Regions from separate parts of the Homo sapiens genome. Here region 2 is linked to region 1. A link is a loop called in an ENCODE intact Hi-C map of the cell type or tissue named here. Cell type or tissue: mucosa of descending colon. All regions are shown on one strand. Each heading gives the region's core, and the rest is flanking DNA. Links, peaks and the distances in the headings are about the cores only.

Region 1 (9,843 bases), core at 1,844-9,843:
TGCTGTGAGGAAGCCCAAGCTACTCATGTATAAATGCCATGTGGAGATAGAGCCCCAGATGTTTCAGCCATCTCAGCCCAGGCACCAGACAAGTGGGTGAAGAAGCCACCTTGGACATGTAGCCCCAGCAGATGTGATATAGAGAAGAAACAGGAAACTTGGCTATATTAGTTTCCTAGGGCTGCCTGTGATAAATTATTACAAACTTTATAAACTAACACATTGTGTGCCTATATCAAAACATCATGGAAGGACAGGCACAGTGGCTCATGCCTGTAGTCCTAGCACTTTGGGAGGGTGAGAAAGGAAGATCTCTTGAGCTCAGGAGTTCAAGATCAGCCTGGGCAACACAGTGAGACCTCATCTCCACTAAAAATAAAAAAAAATTGGCTGGATGTGGTGGGGCATGCCTGTGGTCCTAGTTACATGGGAGGCTGAGGCAGGAGGATCCCTTGAGCCCGGGAGGTCAAGGCTGCAGTGAGCCATGATCCCACCACTGTACTCCAGCCTGGGCAACAGAGCCAGACTCTGTCTCCAAAAAAAAAACACTAAAACCCAAAACCATATTACATATGTCCTGTAAATATACACCACTATTATGTATTCATAATACTTAAAAATAAAAAATTAAAAACACACACACACAAATCTTACAAGCAAGGTGGCTTAAAACCACAGAAACTTGGCCGGGTTTGGTGGCTCATGCCTGTAATCCCAGCAATTCGGGAGGCTGAGGCGGGCGGATCACGAGGTCAGGAGATCGAGACCATCCTGGCTAACATGATGAAACCCTGTCACTATTAAAAATACAAAAAATTAACTGGGCGTGGTGGTGGGTGCCTGTAGTCCCAGCTACTCGGGAGGCTGAGGCAGGAGAATGGCGTGAACCCGGGAGGCGGAGCTTGCAGTGAGTCGAGATCATGCCACTGCACTCCAGCCTGGGCAACAGAGCGAGACTCCACTCAAAAAAAAAAAAAAAACAAAACAAAACACACACACACACACACAGAAACTTAGGCCAGGTGTGGTGGCTTACACCTGTAATCCCAGCACTTTGGGAGGCCAAGGCAGGCATATCACTTGAGGCCAGGAATTTGAGACCAGCCTGGCCAACACAGTGAAACCCTGTCTCTACTAAAAGTACAAAAAAAAAAAAAAAAAATAGCCGGCTGTGATGGCGCTCCTCTGTAATTCCAGCTACTTGGGAGGCTGAGGCATAAGAATCACTTGAATCTGAGAAGCGGAGTTTGCAGTGAGCCGAGATTGAACCACTGCACTCCAGCCTGGGCAACAGAATGAGCCTCTGTCTAAAACACATACACACACACACACACACACACACACACACACACACACACACACACACTAGAAACTTGTTCTCTCACAGTTCTGAATGCTAAATGTCCAAAACCAAGGTGTTGAAGTCTCACGGGAAGAGCCACGCTTTTAAAGCGTCAGGGGAAGAGCCATGCTTTTAAAGTCTCCGGGGCTGACACCTGTAATCCCAGCACTTTGGGAGGCCGAGGCGGGTGGATCACCTGAGGTCAGGAGTTCGAGACCAGCCTGGCCAACAGGGTGAAATCCCATCTCTACTAAAAATGCAAAAACTAGCCAGGCATGGTGGCGGGTGCCTGTAATCTCAGTTACTCGGGAGGCTGAGGCAGGAGAATTGCTGGAACCTGGGAGGCAGAGGTTGCAGTGAGCCGAGATCGCGCCATTGCACTCCAGCTGAGGCTGACAGCAGTGAGACTCCGTCTCAAAAAAAAAAAAAAAAGTCTCAGGGGAAGAACCCTTCCTTGCCTCTCCTTTGCTTCTGAGGGACTGCCAGCAATCTTTGCCATTCCTTGGCTTGTAGCTGCATCACTCTAATCCCTACCTCTGTCTTCCAATGTCCACCTTCCCTGGGACTGTGGCTATGTCTCCAAATATCTCTCCTTATAACCCCATATCAATCATTGGATTTAGAGCCCACTCTAACTCAGCATGGAAACATTTAGTCATTAATTCAACTAAATCTGCAAAGACTTTCTGGCCGGGCGCCATGGCTCACACCTATAATTCCAGCACTCTGGGAGGCCGAGGCGGATGAATTGCTTGAGGGTGGCAATTGGAGACCGCCTGGGCAACATGGCAAAACCCCATCTCTACAAAAACTGCAACAATTAGCCGGGTGTGGTGGCGCTTGCCCGTAGTCCCAGTGACTCGGGAGACTGAGGCGGGAGGATCGCTTGAGCCTCGGAGGCAGAGGTTTCAGTGAGCTGAGATTATGCAACTGAACTCCAGCCTGAGCGACAAAGTGAAACTGTCTCAAAAAAAAAAAAAAAAACAAGAAAAAAACCCACCTTATTTCCAAATAAAGTCACATGCAAAGATACCAGGGGTTAGAAGTTAATCACATCTGGGCAGGATGCAGTGCCCCATGCCTATAATCCCAGCACTTTGGGAGGCTGAGGTGGCAGATCATTTGAGGTCAGGAGTTCGAGACCAGCCTGGCCAACATGGTGAAACCCCGTCCCTACTGAAAATACAAAAATTAGCTGGGCATGGTGACACGTGCCTATAATCCCAGCTACTTGGGAGGCTGAGGCAGGAGAATCGCTTGAACCCAGGAGGTGAAGGTTACAGTGAGCCGAGATCATGCCACTGCACTCCAGCCTGGGTGACAGAGCGAGACTCAGTCTCGAGCAAACAAACAAACAAACAAAAAAGTGAATTACATTTGCAAAGATTTTATTTCCAAATAAGGTCACATGTACAGATACCAGGGGCTAGAACTTCAACATATATTTTACTTGGAGGACACTATTCAAAACCCACAACACCAACCACCAGCCTTAGATATATGGCCCTTGATGCCCCTCCCCTCCATCTCCAGCTGTTCCAGCTAGTTCATTTTTGGCTCCAGTTCATCATGAAGCAGATACACACCAATCCTGCTCCAATTCCTGACTCACAGAATCATAAAATTAAAAGGTTGTTGTTTCACACCACTACGTTCTGGGGTATTTTGTTATTCAGCGATGGTTAAATGGAACAGTAATTTTTGTTTGTTTTTAGCTAACTTTCCCCATTATAATTGCCAGGGAGGGTAAGGCCGTTTATTTACTTGATGATTTATTCCTAGTGCCTGGAATATGGCAGGTGATGAAGAAAGAAAGGAGAGAAGGGACTGGGTGCAATGGCTCTTGCCTGTAATCCCAGCACTTTGGGAGGCCAAGGCAGGAGAACTGCTTGAGCCCAGGAGTTCAGGACCAGCCTGGGCAACATAGCGAGAGACCCTGTCTCTACATAATAAAAAAAAAAAAAAAGAAAGAAAGAAAGAAAAGAAAAAAGGGAAGGAAGGAAAGACTGCATCTTCTATGGCAACTTACAACAAAAATTGGGCCAGAAGTATATCTCCCATGATGCCCTACAGCAGAGATGAGGCTAAAACGACATTTTCTGAGATGCTCTGTATTATAATTGAGGATAATTTCACCTTTCCCATAATTCCCTACAACATATTGAGGCTAGGACTGCATTGCCTATGAAACTCTATGGCAGAGATTGAAGGTTAGGATTATATATCCCATGATGCCCTACAGTGGGGATCAGAGGATAGAAATACTTATTCCATGATGCCCTCCAGCAGATATTGAGGCTAGGGACAAATTTCTCACGTCCTATACCATAGCTTGTGATCAGGACCTCATTGTTAACGGCTCTGAAGTTGTTGTTCAGGAATCTTTGCTTGCAAGAAATAAAATCTGTTTGTGCTGACTTAAGCAAAAACGGTGTTATTGAAAGTTTAGAAACCAGGCAAGAGCTAGGTCTCCGAGTCTCACCAGGGACAGGCAACAATTGAAAAGCTGTGTGAAATAAAGGTTGTCTCTCTCTTGCAGAATCTTAATCACCCCAAATATGAATCTGGCCCCAGGGGTATCTGCCAGCCATCTTGCTACAGGAGGGGAGCCATGCATCCTTAGGACAGAGATTGACAGACCTCGCCAAAGCCAGCCATAGAAGGACTTTTTGTTATGTGTGAACCAGTTCTCTTTCTCTCAAACCAGTTGGGTTGCACTTGCTGTCACTTGCACTAAATCCCTAATGGACAGGGTACCCTGAAGTAGGATGGGGACAGGACCACTATTCTATTTATTATTATTATTATTATTATTATTATTATTATTATTATTATTTAGACTGAGTCTCATTCTGTCACCCAGGCTGGAGTGCAGTGGCATGATCTTAGCTCACTGCAACCTCTGCCTCCCAAGTTCAGGGGATTCTCATGCCTCAGCCTTCCGACCAGCTGGGATTACAGGCACGTGCCACCACGCCTTGCTAATTTTTTTTTTTTTTTTTGGTAAAGATGGTGTTTCACCATGTTGGCCGGTTGGTCAGGCTGGTCTCAAACTCCTGACCTCAAGTGATCGGCCCACCTTGGCCTCCCAAAGTGCTGGGATTACAGGTGTGAGCCAACGCGCCCGTCAGGACCACTACTCTTGTGATGTCTTCACATGGAATGGTGGGACTTAAGGATGACAGGTGAGAACCAAACCAACATCTCCCAAGGTTCCCCTTCAGCTGGAGCAGGAGACATCTGTCAGAGCACAGAGTGAGCGGGCCTATTGGCTCCTGCGGGAAAAGGCAACTACTAGTTACCCCTTGGACCAGTATTCCAAAGGCAGATCAAACATTCCTCTCCCATCTAGCAAAAGTCACAGAATGTGAGCCCTGGAAAGAGGATTAGAGACTATCTCTTCCCAAGTCTACAGAAGCTGGGAAGCTGAGGACTGAAAAAGAAGGAAGTTGCTCAGGGCTATGGATCTGGGGACACAGGGGCAGTTAGAAGCTTGGGCTCTCAGGACAGAGAGGATTGCTGGAGCCATCGTCCTGGGGACACAGGAGTTGATAGGAGCTTGGACCCTGAGGACAGAGAGGATGCTGGGAGCCATGGTCCTGCTTCACAGGGGTTGATGGGAGCTTGGACCTGAAGGACAGAGAGGATGCTGGGAGCCGTGGTCCTGAGGACACAGGAGTTGATGGGAGCTTGGACCCTGAGGACAGAGAAGACACTGGGAGCCATGGTCCTGGGACACAAGGGTTGATGGTAGCTATGGTTTTGAGGTCAGAAAGGATACTGGGAGCTGGGTACTGAGGACAGAAAGGGTGTGTGAAGCTGAAGTCCCTTGTGGGACTGGATGTAAAATTTTTTAGTCGGAATAAAAAGTAAGGATTTTCAGCCAGGCATGGTGGCTCACGCCTGTAATCCAGCACTTTGGGAGGCCAGACAGATGGATCACCTGAGGTAAGGAGTTCAAGACCAGCCTGGCCAGCATGGCAAAACTCCGTCTCTACTAAAAATATAAAAATTAGCTAGGCATGGTGGCGGGCGCCTGTAATCTCAGCTACTCGGGAGGCTGAGGCAGGAGAATCACTGGAACCTGGGAGGCAGAGGTTGCAGTGAGTCGAGATCGTGCCACTGCACTCCAGCCTGGGCAACAGAGCGAGACTCCGTCTGGGCGGGGAGGGGGGAGGGGGGAAGGAAAGATGTTCATAATTGGCACTTCTGGACCTCAGTTTGCCTGACAAATGGGCATGAGAGAGGTCGAGGCCTTCTTTCCATGGTTTCTCACTCTTTCTGGGTCCCATAGGTAATGATCCCGCATCAGGTCTACAGGGTGTCACAGAAGTGGGCTCAGGGAAACCCACTCCCAGGAGGGAGAAGGGACCTAAGTCTGGAGGGGTGAGTCACCCTCAAAGATGGGGAGAGAGGAAGGGCAGAGGCAAATACATGCAGAGAGAGGGAGAGAGGCTGGGGCAGGGAGACAGCAGGGAGGAGAGGGGACGCCAGGGCTTGGAAGGTGTTCACAGGAGCCTCTCCCTCCTGGGACCCAGGATTCAGGCTTCCTTCCAGTTAGTTCACTTTCAGGGGGCCCCTCCCGGAGAATGACGCGGAAACACGGGGTTTTCAGGTCAGGACAGGAGAGAGGGAGGGAGGGAACTGACCCCACCCCACTCCTGAGCCCCAGCCTCGCCCTGCCCTGGGAGATCCTTGACCTGCCTCGACCTCCGGACCCTCCGGACCTCCAGCTGCAGCCTCCCCTGTCCCGGTGGCTCAGCTCACAGCCTCTCGCTAGACTCCAGACACCCACCTGCCCGCAGCACGCCTCTCACACTCACCTTTCCCACGTCGCACTCCCTCCCTTACGCTCCCCCGTCACGCTGGCCACGCTCTCCCTTCGCACACACCGCACCCCACGACGCCCGCGCCCCCACCCTCGCACAGCCTCCAGCAACACCCTGCCACCCTCCCCTCCGCGCAGCGCAAGCACCCTGCATGCCAGCAACTCCGCACCCTCGCGCGCAGCACCTGGGCCCGCACGCAGCACCCTCACCCAACACCCTCCATTTCCCGCGCTCACCGAGATCCCCCACCTGCTCCCACGCCGCTGTCGCCCTCCCGCGCACCCCTTCCCGCCCTCCTCACCCCTCTCCTCTCCAGCTTTCGCACCCCGCACCGTTCCCCCACCGTGCCGTCCCCCCGATTGTCTCCGGGCCTCTCCTCCGTCTCCCCCTCCCCTCCCCGGCCCCGCCCCGGCCTCGGCGCCCCGCCCCCGGGCGGGCAGGGGGCGGGGCGCGGGGGGCGGGGCGGGCGGCGCGGGCGGTGCAGGTGCCGGGCCGGGAGCGAGCGGCGGCGGCGGCGGCGGCGGCACCATGGGCCGGGCCCGGCGCTTCCAGTGGCCGCTGCTGCTGCTGTGGGCGGCCGCGGCGGGGCCAGGTAGGGTCGGGGGCCGGGGTCGGCCGGCCGGGCTGGGGCGGGGGGCGCGCTGTGGTGACAGCCCGGCAGCCTCGGGGCCGCAGAGGCCGAACAATGCGCGCGGGGCCGGGCCGGGCCCCCTCCCCGGGACAAAGCGCAGCGCGGGCCGGGAGCCGGGAGCGACGAGCGGGGGAGGGGGCGCGGGGCCCGGCCGCCGTGCCGCAGCCCCCCCACCCGCGCAGGCTGGATCCCGGCGGGGACAAAGGGCCCGAGACCCCCCTACACACACAAGTCCGCCCTCCCCAGGCCGGTCCCGCTGTCCTTCTGTCCAGTCTCTGCGTCCCTCTGTCCGCCCGTCTCTGAACCCCCCCGTCTGGCTCCTCGTCCCCCTACCCTTGTCCTCTATCCCTCAGTCTCGAAGTCCTGTCCCTCCTTCTGTCTGTCTCCCTCTCTTCTTGCCTCGGTGTTCCTCATCTATTCTGTCTTTGTCCCCTACCTCTGTCCCCTGGTCTCTGTCCCCTTTTCCTGGGTCACTCTGTCCCCTCCATCATCCTGTCTATTCTCTTTCCCCCGGATTTCTGCCCTCCCTCTCTGCCCCTATTCTTGGTCCCTGTCTCTGTCTCGCTGTCACCCTTGTTTTTCTGTCCCTTTTTCTCTGTCCCCTATCTGCCCCATCCCCTTGTCTCTGTCCCCTGTCTTTCTGTCACTCGTTTCTCTAACCCTTTCTGTCACCTGTCTCTTTCCCCCTTCTCTGTCCCACTATCTCCATCCCTGTCTTTCTGCTGTGCCTCCTCTCTCTACGCTTACAGCCTCCATCCCGGGATCTCCCATTCCCATCCTACCTTCCTCCCTCTCTCTATCCCTCTGTGCCCCTGAAGAGGAATTCAGTCAGGCAGGGCATTCTAAAGAGCCCTGGAGGGGAACATCTGTGTGCATGTGTGTGGGGAAGTGAGAATGGGGGACCTTGGCGTGTAGGCACACACGTGGATTCAGCGAATGCCTCTCCAAACCCTGCTCACCCATTCACACACCCAGGCTTGACTCACAGAGAAGCCCCTGTCCAGGACATCCAGGGAGCCATCCACATACCCTCATCACACACTGTGAGAAGCTGGAGACCCCCGAGGTTGGGTGACCCTGAGAATGGGGACAAGGTCAGGAAATGTCACCCACACACACTCTCACACTGTGTAAGTCTTGAACCTGCCACGGGTCACCCCTCCCTGGTGGATAAGGCCACTTTTGGAAGGAACAGAGGATTGGAAGGTGGCTAGGCAGAAGCAGGAGGGCTGGGTGTTCGGCAGAGATTGGTGAGAGGAGTTATAACCAGGTGGCATGGGGCTGGCGGCCTGGGCTTAAATCTTGGCTCTTGCCATTTGCCATCGCAGCCAATGGTAAACACCTTCCTCTCTCCAGGCTTCTGTTTCTCTTTCTGTAAAGTGAGGATGTTGAACTCAGTGACATGAAAGGGAACGCCAGCTCAGACCGTGAAGGGGTTTCTGGCAAGTTGAGTGCGGTTACATGTTCCCCACTCCAGGGTTTGAGGCAGAGCCATCCTCACCTCGGCCAGGATGAGGGGCAAAGCTGTCCTCTCACTGTCTTTCTTTCTTCTCTAGTCTTCTGTGACTGCTTTAGAACTTGCATCATTACCTCCTTTCTTTACAACAGACATGCCACAATTTCCCAGATGAGAACTTTGGTACCTCAGTGACATTTCCATCAATTTTAATTTATCTTTATTTTTTAGGCTAAACACCAGGCTCATAGAATCCTGGAACTAATGAATCCAGTAAATAAAGAACCTGATGGTACTTTAGAATGCTGACATCTACAGGATTCTAGAATCCAGAAGGCTTTAGAATCTTGACACCTTTAAAGTTCTAGAACCGTGATGGTGTTAGCATGCTAGCATCTTGACGTCTTAAAAATCGTGAAATCTTGATGTCTTGGAGTTCCTGGATCTTGACATCTATGACATTTAGAATCCTGACAGCTTAGAATCATCAGACTTTGAATTCTCAGGATCAGAATATAGCTTAAGGTGACCACCCGCCCCGTGCAAAAGCCTTTCTCTGGTGCTTCTGGGAGTTAGGTCTACAGCCCTGTCCCTCGTTTGATTTCCAAGTCACTGCTTCCTGGCACCCTAACCCTCTCTGTAAACTTTCTCTAAAGTAAATAGTATGTGGCTTTTACCAGTAGAAACTGAGCTTGGTGTCATGGGAAGAGCTCTCAGCTGGGAGCTAAGGAACTTGGGTCCAAGCCTTACCCAGGACCCTTTAGTATAATTTTGCATCAGTCCTTGTCCCTCTCTGGGCCTTACTTTCCCGTTCTGTAAAGCATGGGGTAGGAGGCTGTAGCATGTGGTCTTGGAGGGCCCTTCCTGCTCTCCTTTCCATTGGATATTTCTCAGTGGCCTTGGCTACCACATTTTAGGGGGTATCTGTTGTTCCCACATTTCTCTCTTAGTCACTTCTTCCTCTCTCACCTTGCCCAGCCAGCAGGAATCGGGGGAGATGGGGTGCATTTGCGCCATTTTAAAAACATGTTCTCTCTCTCCTGGTTCATTCATCTTCTGAGCATAGCAGAAGAAGATGAGATTTATGCCCAAAGAAGGATCCAGGGTGGGCAGAGGAGAGAAAGCAAGAGGGAGGGATGGGTTGCCTGCCCAGGGATGCACCCAGGCAGAAATGGGACCCGCAGCCAGAAACTGGGTAGAACAGAAAGGAGGAGAGGAAACAGATATCCAATACAAAGAAAGAATAGAGAGGCTATTAGGAGTTGAGGGGTCTTGTGGAGGGGGCAGTTGTTGGTCCCTAAATAATGTTTCCTTCCCAGGGTGACTCACTTTTTCCTGCTAAAATTCTGACCAGCCACTCTTGAGAATAGGGGGACCCTCCCTCCATTGTGAGTCACCCCAAGGAACAGGTTTTGGAGGTTTCTATCACTGACCCCCCCACCCACCCACCCATGAGCCAGGCGCCTGTGTCCCCAGAGCCTGGGGGTGGGGGTCAGGTTCTGCAGTGGATTCCAAGACCTTAGACACAGCAGGGCTGGGGCCTAAGGCTGGGTTAATGTCGTGCGAGCCTGGCCTGTCCCCATCT
Region 2 (9,843 bases), core at 1,101-9,100, 86 kb after region 1:
ACCATATTGGCCAGGCTGGTCTCGAACTCCTGACCTCGTCATCTGCCCGCCTCAGCCTCCCAAAGTGCTGGGATTACAGGCGTGAGCCACTGCGCCTGGCCTTCTTTTTCTTTTGTTCATTTTTTTTTGAGACAGGGTTTCATTTCCGTTGCCCAGGCTGGAGTACAGTGGCGTGTTCTCAGCTCACTGCAACTTCTGCCTCTGAGGTTCAAGTGATTCTCCCACCTCAGCCTCCCAAGTAGCCAGGGCTACAGGTGCACACCACCACTCCTGGCTAGCTTTTGTTATTTTTTATAGAGAGAGGGTTTCACTGTGTTGCCCAGGCTGGTCTCAAACTCCTGGGCTCAAGTGATCCACCCACCCCAGCCTCCCAAAGTGCTAGGATTACAGGCATGAGCCACCACACCCAGCCCTCCTTTCTTATAAAGACCCTTATGATGACACTTGGCCTACCCGGATAATCCAGGGGCATCTCCCCCATTTCAACATCTTCAAGTTCATCACATCTGCAAAGTGCCTTCTGCCACATTTCCAGGTTCAGGGATTAGGATGTAAACATCTTTGAGGAGCTGTTATTCTGCCTGTCTCCTATGTTTTCTTCTAGAAGCTTTCTATTTTTAGATTTTACATTTAGATCTCTGTTTCATCTCAAGTGAATTTTTGTGTATTGTGTGAAGCAGGGGATAAGGTTTATTTTTTCTGTATCTTTTTTTTTTTTTTTTTTTTTTTTGAGATGGAGTCTCACTCTGTTGCCCAGGCTGGAGTGCAGTGGCGCGATCTCGGCTCACTGCAAGCTCCACCTCCCGGGTTCACGCCATTCTGCCTCAGCCTCCGGAGTAGCTGGGACTACAGGCACGTGCCACCATGCCCGGCTAATTTTTTGTATTTTTAGTAGAGACAGGGTTTCACTGTGTTAGCCAGGATGGTCTCGATCTCCTGACCTTGTGATCTGCCCACCTTAGCCTCCCAAAGTGCTGGGATTACAGGTGTGAGCCACCGCACCCGGCCCTTTTCTGTATCTTTTTTATATGTTTGTTGACAATGCTTATTTATTTATTTTATTTATTTTAAGACAGAGTCTCACTCTGTTGGCCAGGCTGGAGTGCAGTGGCATGATCTTGGCTCACTGCAACCTCCGCTTCCCAGACTCAAGGGATTCTCCAGCCTCAGCCTCCTGAGTAGCTGGGACTATAGGTGTGAGCCGCCATACCCGGCTAATTTTTTAAAAAATTTTTTGTAGAAATGGGGTTTCACTACATTGCCTGGCTGGTCTTGAACTCCTGAGCTTAAAGTGATCCTCCCACCTTGGCCTCCCAAAGTATTGGGATTACAGACCTGAGCCACTGCACCTGGCTGAAAATACTTTGAAAAAAAAAAAAAGACTTGCCTTTTCTCATTGAATCATTTTGACTCCTTGTTGAGAATTAATTAACCATATGTATGGGTTTATTTCTGTACTCTCTTCTCTGTTCCATTGATATGTATAGTTTTCTTTATGCCAATACCAAACTGTCTCTTTTTTTAACCATATTATTTATTTATGTATATATGTATTTATTTATTTATTTATTTATTTATTTGAGATGGGGGTCTCACTCTGTTGCTCAGGTTGGAGTACAGTGGCATGATCTCAGCTCACTGCAACCTCTGCCTCCTGGGCTCAAGTGATCCTCCCGCCTCAGCCCCCCAAGTAGCTAGTGGGAGCCATCATGCCCGGCTAATTTTTAAATATTTTTTGTAGAAATAGGGTTTCACTGTGTTGCCCAGGCTGGTCTTGAACTCCTGAGGTCAGGTGATCCACCTGCTGCGGCCTCCCAAAGTGCTAGGATTACACATGTGAGCTGCTGTGTGTACCTGGCCTACTCTTTTTTTTTTGAAACGAGGTCTCACTTTGTCACCCAGGCTGGAGTGCAGTGGCACGATCTCAGCTCACTGCAGCCTTGTCCTCCCGGGTTCAAGTGATCCTCCTTCCACAGCCCCTCAAGTAGCTGGGACTACAGGCTTGCACCACCATGCCCAACTTTGCACTAGTCAGTGTGACAAGGTGAGAAAAAGAAAAAAGAAAACTATCTTTTTTCACAGATGGCATGATTGTCTATGCAGAAAATCCCAAGAGATCTAGACAAACTACAAGGTTTAGTAAGTGAAGGTCACAAGATGAGAAGTCAATATACAAAATAAACTGTATATTACACATCACTTCTGTGGTATTCTGGCCAAAGTGTGCAACCTAAATTAATCACAAGGAAACATCAGATACTTTGTACAATAAGTGATATCTGACAAAAATCACTGACCTCTACTCTTCAAAAACATCAAAGGCACAAACCCAAAGTCACAGGAGCCTTCCTTCCTTCCATTCTCCCTCCCCTCCTTCCCTCCCTCCTTCCTTTTTTTTTTTTTTTTTTTTTTTTTTTGAGATGGAATTTTGCTCCTGTTGCCCAGGCTGGAGTGCAGTGGTGCAATCTCGGTTCACTGCAACCTCCGCCTCCCAGGTACAAACGATTCTCCATCTTAGCCTCCCAAGTAGCTCGGATTACAGGCCTGTGCCACCATGCATGGCTATTTTTTTTGTATTTAGTAGGACAGGGTTTTCCCATGTTAGTCACCAGATGATAAATGCAGCTTCCCTGTCAGCTCCAAATCAGGCCTTTTATAAACAAGTATAGTCAAGGTCAGGAAGAAAACTTCCCTTCTGTATAATTGTCTTTCTTGTTTCCTTTGCATAATCAGCTGTGCACAAAGAGAGCTATAGTTATGTTCTGTTTTTCTCAGCAAAAGGCTTTATTGTCCAATTTTATAATTTCACAGCATGTCAGTTAGAAAAGAGACTAAGTCAGTAACAAAATATACCCAACCAAAAGTGGCTGCATTCATCTTTTTTTTTTTTTTTTTTTTTTTTGAGACGGAGTCTCGCTCTATTGCCAGGCTGGAGTGCAGTGGCGCAATCTTGGCTCACTGCAACCTCCGCCTCCTGGGTTCAAGTGATTCTCCTGCCTCAGCCTCCCGAGTAGCTGGGACTACAGGCACGCGCCACCATGCCCAGCTAATTTTTTTGTATTTTTAGTAGAGATGGGGTTTCACTATGTTGGCCAGGATGGTCTCGATCTCCTGACCTCGTGATTTGCCTGCTTTGGCCTCCCAAAGTGCTGGGATTACAGGTGTGAGCCACTGTGCCCAGTCTTTTTGTTTCGTTTTTTGTTTTTTGGCAGAGTCTTGCTCCGTCACCCAGGCTGGAATGCAGTGGCACAATCTCGGCTCACCATCACCTCCAACTCCTGGGTTCAAGCGATTCTTGTGCCTCAGCCTCTCGAGTAGCTGGGATTATAGGTGCCTACCACCATGTCCAGCTAATTTTTGTATTTTTAGTAAAGACGGTGTTTCACCATGTTGGCTAGGCTGGTCTTGAACTCCTGGCCTCTTGTCCACCAGGCTTAAGTGCAATGGTGCGATCTCAGCTCACTGCAACCTCCGCCTCCTGGGTTCAAGCAATTCTCGTGCCTCAGCCTCCCGAGTAGCTGGGACAACAGGCGTCTGCCACCATGCCTGGCTTAAATTTTGTATTTTTAGTAGAGATGGGGTTTTACCATGTTGGCCAGGCTGGTATTGAACTCCTAACCTCAAATGATCCGCCTGCCTTGGCCTCCCAAAGTGCTGGGATTACAGGCGTGAGCCACCGCGCCTGGCCTCAGCTTGGGTTTTTCAATGCAGATTGCTAACATGAATTGCTACTCTCAATTCCTTGAGAGAACAGACTTGTGAGGAGTTCTCCCGAGAAGAATTTTCACCTCTTCTTTGGTGTCCCCCCAAGCTAAGGCCAAGACAGACAGGCCTCCCAGGGACTCTTTCCACAGGCTTATTTCCCCTTCATGTAACTAGTGTGGGCGTTGCCTTTGGGGAGTCCTCAGTTCTATGCAGTGTGGTGAGGATCTCTGAGATGCCACTCTCCCTTGCTTGGAGCCTAGGTTTTCTCTCTTGTTCTCTTTCACCACCACGTGCATAACCCTTAAAGATCAAGTTCTAGCTGGGTGTGGTGGCTTACACTTGTACTTCTATAGCTTTGGGAGGCTGAGGTGAGAGGATCATTTGAGGCCAGGAGTTCAGGACCAGCCTGGGCAACATAGCAAGACCATGCCTCTACAAAAAATAAAAAATTAGCCAGGTGTGGTGTCGTGCATCTCTAGACCCAGCTACTCAGAGGCCAAGGTGGGAGAATCACTTGAGACCCAGAGGTCGAGGCTGCAGTGAGCTATGATCGCACCACTGTGCTCCAGCCTGGGTGACAGAGAAAGACCCTGTCTCTTAAAAAAATAATAATAATAAATAAAATCAAGTTATTTGCTATCTGGGATCAGCACCATGACAAACTACCAACATGAGTGCTGCCGGGTCAGTCAGGGTCCTTGCCCGGAGATTAAAACCACACCAGTTATTTTAACAGATAATTTGATAGAAAGAACCAGTAACTAGGTGTTACTAGAAGACTAAGATATGAGGGAGAAGCAACCGCAGGGAGTAGCTACCACTCCCAGGGTTGGGGGAACAAAAGAAAGGAGCAGGAATTATTGAAACGTAGATGTTTGGAAACTGGGAGGTGGGGCTCCAGGAGCTGAAATTCAGATCGTTTGAGGAGGGCTTCCTCCCCCACCGGCTGCTGAGAGGGGCTGAATGAGGCTGTTTCTGGAGGTATTGGGACACTGCAAACTGGATTCATCTGCTGCTGCAGGCAGGAACCACTGCAGCAGCAGAAGCTTAACTGGGGGTGATGCTCACAGGATCTGCAATGCACGAGAAGCTGGTCCTTCCTCCCTCCTGCAGCCTTGCAAACTCTCTCTCTTGCCCCCCCTATTGGCAGAGCCTGGTCACGATCAGCTAGGGAAGCAGAAAGGTGGTTTGCCAAGTGCGGGCCCAGATCACAGAGATGAGTTGTAGAGGGTAGGTTTGAGCTGAGAAACAATCACTTAATACTTAGTGCAGCTCGCCTGACTCTCTGGATTCTGTTTTCTCATTTCCAGCCTCTAGTAATTCCCCTTGCCTTTCCGCTGACTCACCTGTGCATTTCCAAAAGGTGTTTGAATATTGTGCCAGTTTACTGAATATTCTCTGCCGGGAAAGTTCCTTAGGACATGTAGCCCGCTGTATTGCCAGATATGGAAGACTCCATGGGAGAATTTAGATAAGGGTCGCTCACATCTGGAGGATAAAGAGATCCCTCTGGGGCCTGTGTCAGGGCAGGACTGACTCAAGGCCTAGAAACAAAGGGTCTGGAGACATCTAGGCCCAAGCTACATTCTAGTGACTCCCAGTCCCCTGTGTGGGCCCTGTGCCCTCTTCCCCAGCCCCTAGAAGCTCTCATCTAAGCCAACCTGCCCTGGTTCTCATGCACTGTGGCTTCTCCCACCCAGGTCCTTCTGGTCACCTCATCTTTCATGTCCCCTTCCGAGAGCCGCAGTGGCTCAAACCCCAACCGCGTTCGCATGTTTGGGCCTGACAAGCTGGTCCGGGCAGCCGCCGAGAAGCGCTGGGACCGGGTCAAAATTGTTTGCAGCCAGCCCTACAGCAAGGTACCTAGGGTGGGAGCCAGGGTGCAGAGTCCTTGGTCCTGGGCAAGGAGGGAAATAAGGGCCAATATTGAGTCCCATAGGGCTGGGAGGAGTAGACAGCTGGTGTCCCATGGGATTATGGGGAGGCTGGGTCCCTGCGTTCCCTGAAATGGGTTTGGGATCTTTCCTGTAATGAGAAGTTTCATCTCCCGGAGGAATCTAGGAAGGGTGAACTGCAGCATCTCAGAGGGGAATCGGAGGAGGGGAACTGACTTGTTAGAGAGGTGGCCTAGTAGAGTGGGCCTAGTAGTTAACATCAGGAGATCTGGCGTCTGATTACTGAGTTCACGTCCTGGCTATACCACTTTTTAGCTGTGTGATCTTGGGCAAGTGACTTACGCTCTCTGGGCCTCCATTGCCTGATCCTTACAGGGTTGCTGTAGGTTAAGGGATGCTAAAAGCTGTGGTAACAGTGAGACTGGAGTATGTGATGATGCCACACACTAAAGGTGTGCTTCTTGCCCAGGTAACTGTCCTGGGGAGTGTTTAGCCTGTCAGCTGGCTTCTCCTTATGAGGTCGTGCAGGGACCCAGACTTCTCCTATTTTCTGGCTCTGCATCCAGCTGGCAGAGGAGAGAGCCTGGAACACTTCTGTGTTCTGGAAGTGGCACGCAGCACTCCCTCCCATTCCACAGGCAGGAGTTTGTGCATAGGGCAGTGAATTCGCTGGGACACCTAGTAGACTCTGCCAATTGCCCAAAGAGCTAATGCGTGAAAAGGGCTTGGAGCCAGACTCAGAGTTAGGGCTCAGTCATAACAGCTTAATCCTATAATTGTCATCACCATCGCCAGGGCCCCTCCTTCAACATGGGTGTTCATGAGAGGGAAGGAGCCAGGAAGAGGTTTCCCTGAGTGAAAAGGGTCTTGGGCCCTGGCCTCTGTCCTTGGGCCAGACTCCCTGACTCCCACCCCTCCTTTCCCAGGACTCCCCCTTTGGCTTGAGTTTTGTACGGTTTCATAGCCCCCCAGACAAAGATGAGGCAGAGGCCCCGTCCCAGGTAAGCTGTACCTGTCACTCCCCATGGCCTTCTCCCTGCCTCTCCACCCCCACCTGCCAGCAGCCCACCTATAATACTGACCTTGCGGGACCTTAGAAGGTGACAGTGACCAAGCTTGGCCAGTTCCGTGTGAAGGAGGAGGATGAGAGCGCCAACTCTCTGAGGCCGGGGGCTCTCTTCTTCAGCCGGATCAACAAGACATCCCCAGGTGAGCTCGGACAACGTGGGTCCTGAGTGAGTAGGGTTGAGACCTAGACTCGTGGGTCTGAGGGTAGAGGGGGCTGGGGCTCAGATTCCTGGGTCTGAGGGAGGAGGGTAGTGGAGTCCTGGACTCCTGGGTCTCAGGGTGGAGGAAGGTGGGCCTGGCCTCTTGTGTCCTGAGGGTTGAGAGGTCTGGAGGCTGGGACTCCTGGATCACTGGTGGGTTTTGGCAACAATATTCTGTGTCCCATAGATAGGAGTGAAAGGGTCTTGGGGCTCAGCCCTCTCATCCTGGATCCACTTTCTCCCTTCATAGTCACAGCCAGCGACCCAGCAGGACCTAGCTATGCAGCTGCTACCCTCCAGGCTTCTAGTGCTGCCTCCTCAGCCTCTCCAGTCTCCAGGGCCATAGGCAGCACCTCCAAGGTGAAATCATCAGACTTTGGTGGGGTGGAGGAGGAGAGAAGCTGGAGGCCTCAATCCATCCCCATCCCCTCAGCCCCAGGAGTCTCCCAAAGGGAAGAGGAAGTTGGATTTGAACCAAGAAGAAAAGAAGACCCCCAGCAAACCACCAGCCCAGCTGTCGCCATCTGTTCCCAAGAGACCTAAATGTGAGCTAACTAGATCCCTTGTTTCCACAGGGGCCTGTGCTCCTGTGTCCTAGGGGAAGCGGGGCTGGAGCCTGCTGTCCTGAATCTGAGGGAGGAAGGGCTGGGGGCCTGGACCCCTGGGTCTGAGGGAGGAGGGGCTGGGGGCCTGGATTCCTGAATCCGAGGGAGGAGGGGCTGAGGGCCTAAACCCCTGGGTCTGAGGGAGGAGGGGCTGGGAGCCTGGACCCCTGGGTCTGAGAGAGGAGGGGTTGGGGGCCTGGATCCCTGGGTCTGAGGGAGGAGGGGCTGGGGGCCTGGACTCCTGGGCCTGAGGGAGGAGGGGCTGGGGGCCTGGACTCCTGGGTCTGAGGGAGGAGGGGCTGGGGGCCTGGACCCCTGGGTCTGAGGGGGGAGGGGCTGGGGCCTGGATTGCTGGGTCTGAGGGAGGAGGGTCTGGGGCCTGGACTGCTGGGTCTGAGGGAGGAGGGGCTGGGGGTTGACCCCCAGTGGTGCTAACCTAATCTACTCTTTGTCTTCTCCAGTGCCAGCTCCAACTCGTACCCCAGCCACAGCCCCAGTCCCTGCCCGAGCACAGGGGGCAGTGACAGGCAAACCCCGAGGAGAAGGCACCGAGCCCAGACGACCCCGAGCTGGCCCAGAGGAGCTGGGGAAGATCCTTCAGGGTGTGGTAGTGGTGCTGAGTGGCTTCCAGAACCCCTTCCGCTCCGAGCTGCGAGATAAGGCCCTAGAGCTTGGGGCCAAGTATCGGCCAGACTGGACCCGGGACAGCACGCACCTCATGTAGGCTTGCGCCCCCCTCCCTGCGCCGCTGCAGTTTCTCCCCCAGCTCCCTGTGTCTCCTCCACCTTGTGCTTTCTCTGTGTCCACTATGCTGCATGCTTTCTCTCTCTCTCACTTGCTTTCTTTCTCACTGCATTCTGTAGCCTTTGTCTTCTCTCTGATTTTTGCATCTCTCCCTTGGTCTCCAACCTCTTTTTGTTTCTCCCACCTCAATCTCATGATCTGTCTGTCTGTCTGTCTCTCTCTCTCTCTGTCTGTCTCCCCTGTCTCGTTCCCCTTTGCCCCTCAGATCACACCTAACTGGCATCTTCACTTCTGCCCCCCACCAGCTGTGCCTTTGCCAACACCCCCAAGTACAGCCAGGTCCTAGGCCTGGGAGGCCGCATCGTGCGTAAGGAGTGGGTGCTGGACTGTCACCGCATGCGTCGGCGGCTGCCCTCCCAGAGGTAAGGCCTCACACGCCAACCCTGCTCCTTATCCTGTGCTGGGCAATGCCAGGAATCTGGAGGGGAGTCAGACTGGGGCCTGCCAGCGGAGAACACAGGTGGTCCCAGCCCAGAGCCAGCAGACTACTGAGAGGAGCGGGGCAGGGGCTGGGGTACTCCAGATGAGGGAAGGAGGACCTGCCTGGGAGGTCACAGAGGGCTCTGTGAAGCCTGCTTATCAGAAAAGGCTGGAGGAGCAGTTTGTGCAAAAACTCAGGGGTGGGAGAACAAGTGTTAGGGTCCATATTCATTCATTCAAAGTGAGTCCCGGTGCAGTGGCTCACGCCTGTAATCCCAGCACTCTGGGAGGCTGAGGCAGGTGGATCACTTGAGGTCAGAAGTTCGAGACCAGCCTGGCCAACATGGTGAAACCCCATCTCTACTAAAAACACAAAAATTAGCTGGGCTTGGTGGCGCACGCCTGTAATCCCAGTTACTCGGAAGGCTGAGGCAGGAGAATCGCTTGAACCTGGAAGCCAAAATCGTGCCACTGCACTCTGGCCTGGGTGACAGAGCGAGACTCCCATCTCAACAAGAAAAAAAAAACCCAAAAACCAAAATGAGTCCCAGAAGCCCCTGCTTGGTGCCAGGCTGGAATGTGCAAGGCTGAGGATCCAGTCATTGAGCCCTGCCCTTGAAGGCTTCTCACTTTGATGAGGGATCAGAATTGTTGTAACAGTGCAGTGGAAGCCCCACAGGGTGGCCCGCAGAGAGCGAGGGGTCTTCAAGGTCCAAGAGAGGTTTTTCAGGCTGAACAGAGGCAGAGAACATGCTGGGCAGAGGAGACAAGGTCAGGTCAGCCTGTTGTCTGCCTGGAGTTGTAGGTGAGGCTGAGCTTACACAGGGGCAAGAAGTGGCAGGAAAAATGGGACTGGGGCATTAGGAACCACAGAAGGCTTTGGACTGAGCAAAGGCTAGCTCATATCTGAGGTCCATGAATTGGAGGGGAGACTGGATTGTACTCCATGGCCTGAGTGTGTTCAGAAGTTAGTTGTACCTGGTGTATTTGAGAAATTATTTGCCTTGGGGGATAGCGAGGCTGTGAGGTGGGTGGGCTCAGGTCAGAAGGGGCTTCCGGAGCCCAGGCTACACACTGGGCTCCATGCAGCTTCACAGAACCCTCATCTGTTATTCAGGAATCCAAACATCTCTAGAAGCTGAAAGT

What was found. Hi-C counts contacts between places; a loop is a spot of excess contacts. Peaks named below come from ENCODE experiments on the same cell type or tissue, not always from the same donor. Only the 100,000 strongest peaks of a DNase experiment are listed, where the experiment ranks them.
Region 2: a loop joins it to region 1, with 2.1 times the contacts of the local background. A loop is called at or near these places in 11 of 110 quality-filtered maps.

Annotation. Positions count from the first base shown.
Region 1 is chr19:43,636,647-43,646,489 of GRCh38, reverse strand. CADM4 (cell adhesion molecule 4) reads left to right here and starts at 6,640. Exons shown (of 9, transcript NM_145296.2): 1 at 6,640-6,763. The coding sequence starts at 6,700. It also overlaps a transcript of PLAUR not described here. RefSeq lists a silencer at 6,617-6,756. In mucosa of descending colon, for the core only: no CTCF peak of the experiment used is centred there; a DNase peak (open chromatin) is centred at 6,284.
Region 2 is chr19:43,550,367-43,560,209 of GRCh38, reverse strand. It overlaps XRCC1 (X-ray repair cross complementing 1), which reads left to right. Exons shown (of 17, transcript NM_006297.3): 4 at 5,406-5,564; 5 at 6,527-6,601; 6 at 6,698-6,809; 7 at 7,119-7,228; 8 at 7,302-7,413; 9 at 7,935-8,193; 10 at 8,523-8,639. Among named protein-coding and RNA genes, the nearest start is that of XRCC1, 20 kb to the left of the region's middle. In mucosa of descending colon, for the core only: a CTCF peak has its summit at 4,859 (motif pointing left); a DNase peak (open chromatin) is centred at 4,847.